Regions from separate parts of the Homo sapiens genome. Here all the other regions are linked to region 3. The links are chromatin contacts, found by Hi-C or POLR2A ChIA-PET in ENCODE. All regions are on one chromosome and are shown on one strand. Each heading gives the region's core, a stretch centred on a gene start or an enhancer-like site at or near the end of the contact. The rest is flanking DNA. Distances are from core to core; before and after follow the strand shown.

Region 1 (3,698 bases), core at 484-2,983, 330 kb before region 3:
AGTAGGTTTTGCTGCAGCCACTGGAGGGAAATGAGTTCTAGACAGCAAGAAATTAAGTGAAATCTAAACACATATACACAGTTTGCATCTATGCCAGATAAAAAATAAAAACAAAGTGACCCTTGATGGCAGATTATTTTTGAGAGGTTCAGAGCCAGCCCCATATTTCTCTTTTCTGCAGTCCTAAGAAACTTTGAAGAAATAGGGACATTCTCAGGCAGAGTGAATCAAGAGCCCCCAGCGGGTTGGCGCACGGTGGCTCATGCCTGGAATCCTAGCACTCTGGGGGGCTGAAGTGAGAAGATCACTTGAGGCCTGGAGTTTGGACAACATAGTGAGACCCTGTCTCTGAAAAAAAAAAAAAAATCATAAGGCCTCCAGAGATAAGAGGTGGAGAGAAAACTCCACTCCCATGGAATGAAGAAGATGAATGAGTCTCATAGGTCTTTTCTGGTCCAGATTAGGAACTCAAGAGTATAGTCTGGGCAGCTGCCATGTGTAGGGCCAGGGGTCAGCAACATTCTCTGCTTGAGCCAGGGATTTGCAAGGGGCATGTCAAGGCCTCAGGGAGGGCTTCTCAGCATTCCTAGGGACATGCCTCCCTGTGGAGGGCCGCTGCACTGCATTGAGAGGTGTCACTGGCAGAACTGTGCTGCACAGATGAACAAGGTGGCAGCGGAAAACAAAATGAGTGCCATAGGCTACCTTTGAGGCAGACCTTCTGTTCAACAGGCTAAAATGCTAAAAATGGGCTTGCTCAGGGGTTGGAAATTCAATCGTCTGCCAAAACCCTCTCAAAACTTGGCCTTTCTATTCCCAGAATCAATGAGTGCATTTGGCACAGCCAGTCTTCCTCCAGTCTGCATTGCACGCACAAGTGGAATCCTGCTGTTAAGACAGCTCTGAGGCTGAACTGAAGCCCTTCTTCCTCCTTCCATCTACACATACCCTAAACCCTTTCAGTACTCCATGAAAGTCCCACTTCTGCCATCATTCTCCTTCTTGCAATATTTATGCCGCTTTTTAAAAATCGTCCTCATTCTGCACTCAATTTTCCTTGCACTGTGATTTAGTTTTTTTCTAGCCGTGCACATCTTGTCTCCCAAATTTACATTATGCTTATATACTGAATAAACAAAGTATGTCATAAAAAGTTAGTGGAACTAATCTCTGGAATCTCCATTTCCATTTCTTCTTCTAAAACTCTCCAAGTCTCTTTGGAGTCTCTTTGACTCCAAAGTTTTTGCATGCTTGTACAAAACACTCTTCTTCTGAACATAGCCCAAATTTCTCTGTCTATTAAGCAGTAGTGGAAAAGGCCAATGTGTCCGGAAGAAGCTCTGTGACAAACAAAACTTGGTCCACATAAAATGGTACAATGTAGTCTTATTCTAGACCAAACTTGTCCAACCTGAGGCCTGCGGGGCCACATGTGGCCCAGGACAGCTTTGGATGCAGCCCAACAAAAATTCGTAAACTTTCTTAAAACATTATAAAATATTTTAGCGATTTTTTTTTTTTTAGCTCATCAGCTATTGTTAGAATTAGTGCATTTTATGTGTGGCCCAAGACAATTCTCCTTCTTCCAGTGGGGCCAGGGAAGCCAAAAGATTGGACACCCCTGCTCTATACCCAGGCTCTCACCCCTGCCTAATCTTTCTGACTTGTATTACCTTTTACCTTATGCTTCACCACATATTTGCCCATGGACTATGACACTTTGTCTTTCCATGTGAAAGTTGACTGTTCATTCTGCTGACACATTCGTTTCTGACCATGGCTACACCTTTTACTATGTTTCTGCAGCAGAAGCTTGTCTTTGACCTCTGCCACTGTTTCTCTGGCGTCTGAATGCTGACTCATTCCCCGGGCAACCCCAGTTTCAATTCCGATAGCTCTCTGACATTTTGTCACTCTGCATAGTTGAGATGGGACACCTCTCAGGTTAGCCTGTTGTAATTTTATCTAGTCAGTTCAAAACTCATGAACATTGGGCCGGGCCCGGTGGTTCATGCCTGTAATCCCAGCACTTTGGGAGGCCAAGGCAGGCAGATCACTTGAGTTCAGGAGTTCAAGACCAGCCTGGCCAACATAGTAAAACCCCATCTCTGCTAAAAATACAAATGTTAGCTGGATGTCGTGGCGGATGCCTGTAATCCCAGCTACTCGGGAGGCTGAGGCAGGAAAATCACTTGAGCCTGGGAGGCGGAGGTTGCAGTGAGCCGAGATCGCGTCACTGCACTCCAGCCTGGGTGACAGAGCAAGACTGTGTCTCAAAACAAAAACAAAAACAAAAAACAAAACTCATGAACATTAGACTTATAAAATCTCATGCCTGCAATTAGACACTTTGCCTCTACAGTCTTTTCGACCACCATTCTCTCTATGTATGCTTAACACATGCCTAAACATTTAGTTTACTGACTCAGAATACCTGCAGAAAATCTGACCTAGATAATTTTCTCTTATACAAAAGTAGAACAATTATACATTCTCTAGGCTCTCCTAGACAAAGACCTGACACCCTGTCATGAAAGCCCCTTGCCATGCCCTTTTGAAGAAGCCAGGAAAATTTTTGCTTTGCTGCCAAGGTGTGTAGAGTTGTATTATTGCTTTTCCAGACTAGGTGTGAGAATGCATCTTCCCACAGGGGGAAAGCATTAGCAGATGATGGTAAGTTTACCAGAAATATTCTTTTTTGTTTGTTTGTTTGAGACGGAATCTCATTCTGCCACCCAGGCTGGAGTGCAGTGGCACCATCTCAACTCATTGCAACCTCTGTCTCCTAGGTTCAAGTGATTCTCCTGCGTCAGCCTCCTGGGTAGCTGGAATTACATGTGTGCGCCACAACACCCAGCTAATTGTTTTTTTTTTTTTCTTTTTTTTTGTATTTCTAGTAGAGATGGGGTTTTACCATGTTAGCCAGGCTGGTCTCAAACTCCTGACCTCAAGTGATCCACCCACTTCGGCCTTCTAAAGTGTTGGTATTACAGGCGTGAGCCACCACACTTGGCCAGTTTACCTAAAATATTCTTATCCTTTAGGTATGTTACATGGAAAGTGGGGTTTTGTGGGCTAATATACGGAAACCTCTCACATATTTCTGTAGAAAATGGCTTTCAAGTTCCACATTGACAAGTAACTTTTAAGACAAAATCTGAGCAAAAATTAAGGCAAGCATGGAATCCAAATTCATCCCAGAGGTCTTTCCCATTAAGCATAGCATTAAAACAGCAAGAAGATTAAACCCATTTAATTCCCTACTCTGAATATACATATGAATTGATATGAATATGTTTATGTATTAGAGATCAAATTGTATTTCAACATACCTGTTGTCTTCCTCCAGATTTATCCTGGATAATAGTCCTAGCAATAGCACCAGTAAACACACAAGATCTGAAAAATGAACTGACGACATTGCAAAGGCCGATGGCTATTAAATCCTGTAAAGAAACAGCAGATGCTTTAGGCCCCCGTTTTTGTTGAAGAATGCTGATTTTGAGTTGAAGGCATATGGTTTTTTTTTTTTATATGAAGATAGGGTTGTTTGCATCACTTGAAATAACAGATTGAAATATTATTAGAAGGCCGGATGAGGTGGCTCACACCTATAAGCTCAACACTTTAGGAGGCTGAGGCTGGTGGATCACCTGAGGTCGGGAGTTTGAGACAAGCCTGACCAACATGGAGAAACC
Region 2 (3,798 bases), core at 1,266-3,765, 280 kb after region 3:
GGGAAAAAAAAAAAAAAAAAGAAGAAGAAGCTAAAGGGTGGACAGGGTGATGGGAAGGCTCTGGAACAGAGGTAGCAATTATTAAAATATTTAAATAGTTGTGTGTTCATTGGTAGACAGCAGCTGCTCTGAGACCTCAAGCCAGTGCTTATCTTCCACCCACCCCCGGCACCCAGTCTCTTCTCTTGCCACCCTCTGATGACTGTTTTGATTAGTTAGGATCCAGGCTGAACTGTGGTTAAATATTTTGAATAACTTCCCTGGGTGTGGACACAAACCAGACTGGAATTCTAACTAGTGTGACCTGGCAACGGTATTCTTTTTTTTTTCTTTCTTTCTGAGATGGAGTCTCCCTCTGTTGCCCAGGCTAGAGTGCAGTGGCGCGATCTCGGCTCACTGCAACCTCCTCCTCCTGGGTTCAAGTGATTCTCCTGCCTCAGCTTCCCAAGTAGTTGGGACTACAGGTGCATGCCACCAACTCGGCTTTTTTTTTTTTTGTATTTTCAGTAGAGACGGGGTTTCACCACATTGGCCAAGCTGGTCTCAAACTCCTGACCTCATGATCCACCCGCCTCGGCCTCCCAGAGTGCTGGGATTACAGGTGTGAGCCACCGTGCCCGGCCTGGCAACGGTATTCTAACTTGAACACAGTGTCACCAACCACTGTTTGCGAACATTCAGACAGCATCAACTCTGTCTACCCTTGGGTCATAGACTTTTAGGTACTGGTGATATCATATGTCTTTCCTACTGTTGTGATCAAAAGTTTGAAAAATCCAGATTAGAGCATTCCAGGTAGAGGGGACTGAATGCAGGGATACACAGCTTGTTTCTGGAGAGGAAATACGAGATGCCTTGGAGGTAGGCGGGGGCCAGGTATGAAGGCCATGAGGCCCATGGTCAGTCGAGAGTGACCAGGAGGCAGTGACACTCTGATATGGGACACAGAATGGAAAGATAGTGAATTGGAGGTCTGAAGCACGTTGGGGACATGAGAAAGAAGCATGTGTGTTGGATATATGGCTCAGGGGTCGGGGAGAGCCCCCACTCCTCCAAAGATAAAGCAGAGAACAGAGGTCCTGAAAGCAGATGAAGTCCCTCATGGAGAGAGCACACGGGGAGCTGGGAAGGGGCACGGGAGGGAATCCCGCGGGCCCCCTGCATTAGCAGGCAGAGGAGGAAGAGCACTCTGGAGGGCACTAAGGAAGAGGAGCCAGAGAGATGGGAATGTGGAAACTGGGAGGGAGAATTAACAGGCTGAGATGCTGTGAGTCCAGTAAGATAAGGACTCAGACATCTGCTGGGCCCCAGAGGCAGTATGGGTCTATGGTTAGGTAGCCTGACTGCAGGGGTCTAATCTGGCTCTGGTAATTCTGAGCTCTGTGACCTTTGGCAAGTGTTTTAATCTCTTGTGCCTCAGTTGTTTTCCTCTATAAAATGGAGATAATAACATTTACCTGAGTTTCAAGGATTAAATGAGTGTGTGTGTGTGTGTGTATGCATGAGTGTGTGCATGTGTAGAGGAGAGAGAGAGAAAAAAAGATAGAGACAGAAAGACAGCCAGAAAGAGAGGGAGATTGAGAGAGAGATGCTCTGAACCAGGTTTAAAAAGTAGTAAATGAGCCAGGCGTAGTGGCTCACACCTGTAATCCCAGCACTTTGGGAGGCCGAGGCGGGTGGATCACCTGAGGTCAGGAGTTTGAGACCAGCCTGGCCAACATGGTGAGACTCCGTCTCTACTTAAAATACAAAAAATTAGCCGGGCCAGGTGTTGCACACCTGTAATCCCAGCTACTCAGGAGGCTGAGGCAGGAGAATCTCTTTAACTCAGGAGGCAGATGTTGCAGTGAGCCGAGATTGCACCACTGCACTCCAGCCTGGGGTAACAGAGTGAGACTCTGTCACAAAAAAAAAAAAAAAAAAGTAGTAAATGGGCCAGGCACAGTGGCTCATACCTATAATCCCAGCACTTTGGGAGTCCAGTGTGGGTGTATCACTTGAGGTCAGGAGTTGGAGACCAGCCTGGCTAACATGGTGAAACCTCAGCTCTACTAAAAATACAAAAATTAGCCAGGCATGGTGGCAGGCGCCTGTAAACTCAGCTACTTGGGAGGCTGAGGCAGTAGAATCGCTTGAGTCTGGGAAGTGGAGGTTGCAGTGATCTGAGACTATGCCACTGCACTCCAGCCTGGGTGACAGAGTGAGACTCCATCTCAAAAAAAAAAAAAAAAAAAGAAAAGAAAAAAAAAGTGGTAAATGCTACACACAAGCTTATGCGAAATTATGACAGCTATCACTTGCTGGGCCTGAGTTTTCTTGGCTACAAACTAAATTAGTGTGTAAACTCTAGAAACTCAGGAAAAAAAGAAAGCCATACTGGAGCTAAACAGACAAATATCTTTCAAAACACAGAATTAAGCACACACTAAAGATTGTGACATCCTGACATCTCCACTCTGCCCTCTTCAGTTGCTTCTTGTTGTTGCTTTTGAGGCTAAACTTACTTCCCTGTATTTGTGAGTTCCAGAGTGCAAGCTAGGGTCACCGAAACAAAGGTTTCTCATCTTCCAGCTGCACAAGCAATCCTTTTATTCTAGCCTGGATCCTTTGCCAGACCTCTCTGTAGGTCTGAGAACCAAATAAGGTAACACACACGAGGCAGGCATTGAAGTCCAGGCACCACTGAGTGGGAAGGGAGGGTGGGGCTGAAATCAAAACGGGGAAGAGTCTTGGAGCTCAGGAACTGTGCTGCCTCAGGGGGCCCAGCATGCGAGGAAGGACGTCTGTCCATGTAACATGGTGTTCCTTAGGGCTCTCTGGAGGAAAGGGGGGGCTGAAAAAGCAAACACACACCCCCAGAGACACCAAACGCAGGCAATTTCCAAGCATTGTTGCTTTCTTTTTTTCTCTCTCTTTTTCTTTTTCTGAGATAAAGTCCCTCTGTTGCCCAGGCTGGAGTGCAGTGGTGCGATCTCAGCTCACTGCAGCCTCCCTTATGGCTGGGCTCAAGCAATTCTCCTGCGTTAGCCTCCCGAGTAGCTGGGACCACAGGCACGCACCACCACGCCCAGCTATATATATATATTTATTTATTTTTGGTAGAGACAAGGTTTTGCCACGTTAGCCAGGCTGTTCTCAAACTTCTGAGTTCGAGCAATCCACCCACCTTGGCCTCCCAAAGTGCTAGGATTACAGGTGTGAACCACTGCATGTGGCCCAATCATAGCTGCTTTCTGCTCCTCAAGTGGACACCAGGCTCCAGAGTCTCACCTGGGATTTGAATCCCACCTTCACCCATTTTTTTTTTTTTTGAGACGGAGTTTCGCTCTTGTTCCCCAGGCTGGAGTGCAGTGGCACAATCTTGGCTCACCGCAACCTCCGCCTCCCAAGTTCAAGCGATTCTCCTGCCTCAGCCTCCCAAGTAGCTGGGATTACAGGCATGTGCCACCACGACCGGCTACTTTTGTATTTTTAGTAGAGACGGGGTTTCTCCATGTTTCTCAGGCTGGTCTCGAACTCCCGACCTCAGGTGATCCGCCTGACTCGGCCTCCCAAAGTGCTGGGATTACAGGCGTGAGCCACTGAGCCCGGCCCCTACCTTCATCCTTTATAAACTGTGAGACCTTTGACAAATTACTTAACTTCTCTGTGTCCTAGTTTTCATTTGTTTCAAGTACTACAATTACATTTTATAAGTCAGGTACACTCCAGGAAAAATGACAGGGTGAAAATTAGTGTGTGTGCATGTGTGTGTCGGGTGGGTGGGGTGTGGTTGCGTGTGGAGAAATGTGTTGAGGG
Region 3 (3,870 bases), core at 648-3,147:
TTAACTAAGAGCCATTGCTTATTCAGATTTTCTCAGTTTTTACCTAATTTCTTTTTCTGTTCCAGGACCCCCCACCCAGGGATCACATTACATTTTGTTGTCACGTCTCCTCAGTTTCCTCTTGCCTATAACAGTTTCTCAGACTTTTCTTATTCTTGTGTGTGTGTGTGTGTGAGAGAGAGAGAGAGAGAGAGAGAGAGAGAGAGAGAGACAGAGTCTTGCTGTGTCACCCAGGCTGGAGTGCAGTGGTGCAATCTTGGCTCACTGCAAGCTCCACCTCCCGGGTTCATGCCATTCTCCTGCCTCAGCCTCCCGAGTAGCTGGGGCTACAGGTGCATGCCACTACCCCCGGCTAATTTTTTGTATTTTTAGTAGAGATGGGGTTTCACCGTGTTAGCCAGGATGGTCTCAATCTCCTGACCTCATAATCCGCCCGCCTCGGCCTCCCAAAGTGCTGGGATTACAGAGACTTTTCTTATTCTTGATGACCTTGACAGAGTTGACTATCGGTCAGGTATTTTGTAGAACGTCCCTCAGTTGGGGTTTGTCTGATGTTTTTCTCAAGATTAAGCTGGGGTTTTGAGTTCTGGGGAGGAGACCACAGAGGTAAGGTGCTATTCACATCACGTTACCTCATGGGCACGTGCTGCCAACATGACGTATCCCTGCTGATGTTGACCATGACCGCCTGGCCGAGGTAGTGTCCATCGGGTTTCTCCATTGTGAAGTACTCTTTCTCCCTCTATCCTTACTGCAGTTTTTGGAAGAAAGTCACTGTGCACAGCTCATATTTAAGGAGTGAGAAGTTATGCTCCACTTCCTAAAGGGTCAAGCATCTACATAAATTACTAAGAATTCTTCTGCAGGGGAGCTTTCTCTCTTCTCCCTGATTTACTTACCTACGTAATATATGTTTATATCAGTATGGATTCATGGTTATGTTATACTTTGGGTTATTATTCAATACTACTTTATTGTGTTCTTCAAATTGTTCCAGCTTTGGCCATTGGGAGCCCTTTCAGTTGGCTCTTTCACACATTTTAAAAACTGAATTGTTTGTTTTCTTATTTAAGGGCTGTTATGTGGCCTAGATAAACGCCATCCCCCCGCCCCCCCACCCACCCACTATTTTTGAGACAGGTTCTCACTCTGTCACCCAAGCTGGAGCGTAGTGGCACGATCATGGCTCACTGAAGCTTCAGCTTCCCAGGCTCAGGCAACCCTTTCACCTTTCTCAATGAGTCTTACAGCCACAGTGACCTTCTCAGAACCAGCCTCAGCTGATTACCTCCCCTGCCTAAAAGTCATGCTACAATAATGCTTGCCATGAAAACTAAGGATCCTAGCTGCTGCCTACAGCCCTGACATGGTCCGGCCCCTGCCGCCTCCTCAGCCTCCTCCCCCAGCACAGTACCCCCGCCCCACACTGACCTTTCAGGCCCCCGACCACCTGGTGTGTCCTCAAACTTTGTGGCCTTTGTGTGTGCTGTTCCCTCTGCTGAAACACCCTCACCACCCCGCCCTGACCATCCTGGGCCACGTACCCTTCAGATCTCTACTCACTGCCAATCCCTCAGATGACCTGCCCTCTCTCACAGCACCACATTCCTCTCTTCCTGCACTTGCCTCAGTTGAAACTCTAGATAATTTGGGTGGGCAACGCCTGCTTCCCCACACTACACCGTAAGTGCCAGAAACCATCACGTTTGTTTTCACTCACTGTAAATTCAAGTAAGTACAGAAAGACCTTTGAAAAGCACTGTTCCTGTTTAGGAAAATAACTCAAGAAACCATTTTTGCAAAGGCCATGCTGCTGCCAGGGCTGAGTAACACCCCATGCTATTGTTTATCCTAGATGCTGTTTATCTTAATTCTTCCTCCAAGAGAGTGATTTTCCCCCGGGTGGAAGTGTACTGCCAGATAGAACTCGCCCTTGGCAATGAGTGCCCTGAACGCAGTCAACCAAGCCTTCGAGCACGGCAGGCCAGTCTGGAAGGAGCCACACAACCTCACAAGGAGTGGGTTCCCAAAGGGGATGGAAGGGGCAGCCATGGTCCGCCTGTGTCCCAACCTGTGCAGACACTTGAATTCACATGCGAGTCACCTGTTTCAGCACCAGTCTCTCCACTTGAGCAGCCACCTGCACAGCCACTGGCCTCTTCAACTCCACTTTCTCTAAGTGGCATGCCACCTGTATCATTCCCAGCTGTGCACAAGCCACCCAGCTCCACACCTGGTTCATCACTGCCCACCCCACCACCTGGACTGTCACCTCTGTCACCTCAGCAGCAGGTACAACCGTCTGGATCACCAGCCAGATCCCTACACTCTCAGGCACCCACTTCACCCAGGCCATCCCTGGGGCCTTCAACTGTGGGGGCACCTCAAACACTGCCCCGAAGTTCTCTTTCAGCCTTCCCTGCTCAGCCACCTGTGGAGGAACTAGGCCAAGAACAGCCCCAAGGTATGGACCCTTCTGGCTTGTTATGACTTTCTCATGCCTGGAGCCCCTTGGCAAGCGAGCAAGGACACCAGGGCTGATAACCGCTTCTTTAGGGGTGCGTGGCTGAAGTTAGCAGTGAGCTTTAGCATCTCTGTCCATTATGAGGACAGTCCGCCACAAGGGGGCAGTGTAATAGACATTGGTTCATTTCCCTTGGTGCAGTGCTTCTCAAAGTGCGATCCCCCTACCGGCAGCAAAAGCATCACCTGGGAACTTGCTAGAAATTACAGTTCTCAGGTCCTACTGCAGACCTACTAAATTACCAACTTTGGAGGTGCGGCCCAGCTGCCTTTTTTACAAGCCCTCCAGGTGATTTTTTGCCTGCTCACATTTGAGACCGCTGGGCCAGTAGATTTTTACTGTGAAACCTGCTGTGCTGGGCGTGCTACTCAAAGAGTGGTCCGCAGACCAACCCAGCCCTCAACTGTGTGTTACTAGCCCACCACGGAGGGTGTGCAGAAATTAAGAGTAATCATTTAGAAACGTTTATAGCACTAAGGTATTTCCACAACATCCCGGAGCTTGACCATTTTTTACTAATTCATTTGCATTGTATTTCACAAAATTACTAGTTTGTTATAGACTACAAAGAAATTTTTTTTTTTAGATGGAATCTCGCTCTGTCGCCCAGGCTAGAGTGCAGTGGCGTGATCTTGGCTCACTGCCAGTTCTGCCTCCCGGGTTCACGCCATTCTTCTGCCTCAGCCTCCCGAGTAGCTGGGACTACAGATGCCCGCCACCACGCCTGGCTAATTTTTTGTATTTTTAGTAAAGACAGGTTTCACTGTGTTAGCCAGGATGGTCTCAATCTCCTGACTTTGTGATCTGCCCGCCTTGGCCTCCCAAAGTGCTGGGACTACAGGCGTGAGCCACCGCGCCCAGCCAGAAATTTTTAAAAAACTGTTTCCTTACTACTACAGACGGTTTCAGAAGCACCACTATAGGGCCTGCAAAGATAAAACGTTCTCAATTCCTTACTCAGGAAATCTCCCTTTCAGCAGAGGAGATAACAGGGATACTAACCTCAAAAATACAATCAGGGACTGGGTGTGGTCACTCACACCTGTAATTCCAGCACTTTGGGAGGCCAAAGCGGGTGGATCACCTGAGGTCAGGAGTTCAAGACCAGCCTGACCAACATGGTGAAACCCCATCTCTACTAAATACAAAAAAATCAGCCAAACTTGGTGGTGCATGCCTGTAATCCCAGCTACTTGGGAGGCTGAGGCAGGATAATCGCTTGAACCCAGGAGGTGGAGGTTGCAGGGAGCCAAGATTGTGCCATTGCACTCCAGCCTGGGCAACAAGAGTGAAACTCCATTTAAAAAATATATATATATCAGAAGTATTAAGTACTATATAACTAA

Evidence for each region. A loop is a pair of places that touch in the nucleus more often than their neighbours do. ChIA-PET counts read pairs that join two places held with the same protein, here RNA polymerase II (POLR2A). Pooled maps may share reads with other maps.
Region 1: a loop to region 3 is called in a pooled map, with 2.5 times the contacts of the local background. The contact joins two enhancer-like sites. A Hi-C loop is called at or near these places in 1 of 50 pooled maps. POLR2A ChIA-PET finds 5 or more read pairs at or near these places in 2 of 52 experiments (GM12878 and H1).
Region 2: a pooled map shows a loop between it and region 3 (4-fold over the local background). The contact joins two enhancer-like sites. A Hi-C loop is called at or near these places in 2 of 50 pooled maps. POLR2A ChIA-PET finds 5 or more read pairs at or near these places in 2 of 52 experiments (Panc1 and activated T-cell).

Annotation. Positions count from the first base shown.
Region 1 is chr6:35,972,043-35,975,740 of GRCh38, forward strand. It overlaps SLC26A8 (solute carrier family 26 member 8), which reads right to left. Exons shown (of 20, transcript NM_052961.4): 10 at 3,333-3,446. All of the region lies in intron 3 of LOC105375035 (a long non-coding RNA gene), which reads left to right. Among named protein-coding and RNA genes, the nearest start is that of SLC26A8, 51 kb to the right of the region's middle. Within about 2 kb of position 1,734, at least 4 of the 41 ENCODE cell types and tissues checked have a DNase peak (open chromatin) inside an H3K27ac peak, as active enhancers do.
Region 2 is chr6:36,577,341-36,581,138 of GRCh38, forward strand. No RefSeq gene overlaps it. Among named protein-coding and RNA genes, the nearest start is that of SRSF3, 15 kb to the right of the region's middle. RefSeq lists an enhancer at 1-208. Within about 2 kb of position 2,516, at least 18 of the 41 ENCODE cell types and tissues checked have a DNase peak (open chromatin) inside an H3K27ac peak, as active enhancers do.
Region 3 is chr6:36,300,006-36,303,875 of GRCh38, forward strand. It overlaps PNPLA1 (patatin like domain 1, omega-hydroxyceramide transacylase), which reads left to right. Exons shown (of 9, transcript NM_001374623.1): 6 at 1,856-2,464. Among named protein-coding and RNA genes, the nearest start is that of PNPLA1, 32 kb to the left of the region's middle. RefSeq lists an enhancer at 2,135-2,635 and a silencer at 2,504-2,553. Within about 2 kb of position 1,898, at least 4 of the 41 ENCODE cell types and tissues checked have a DNase peak (open chromatin) inside an H3K27ac peak, as active enhancers do.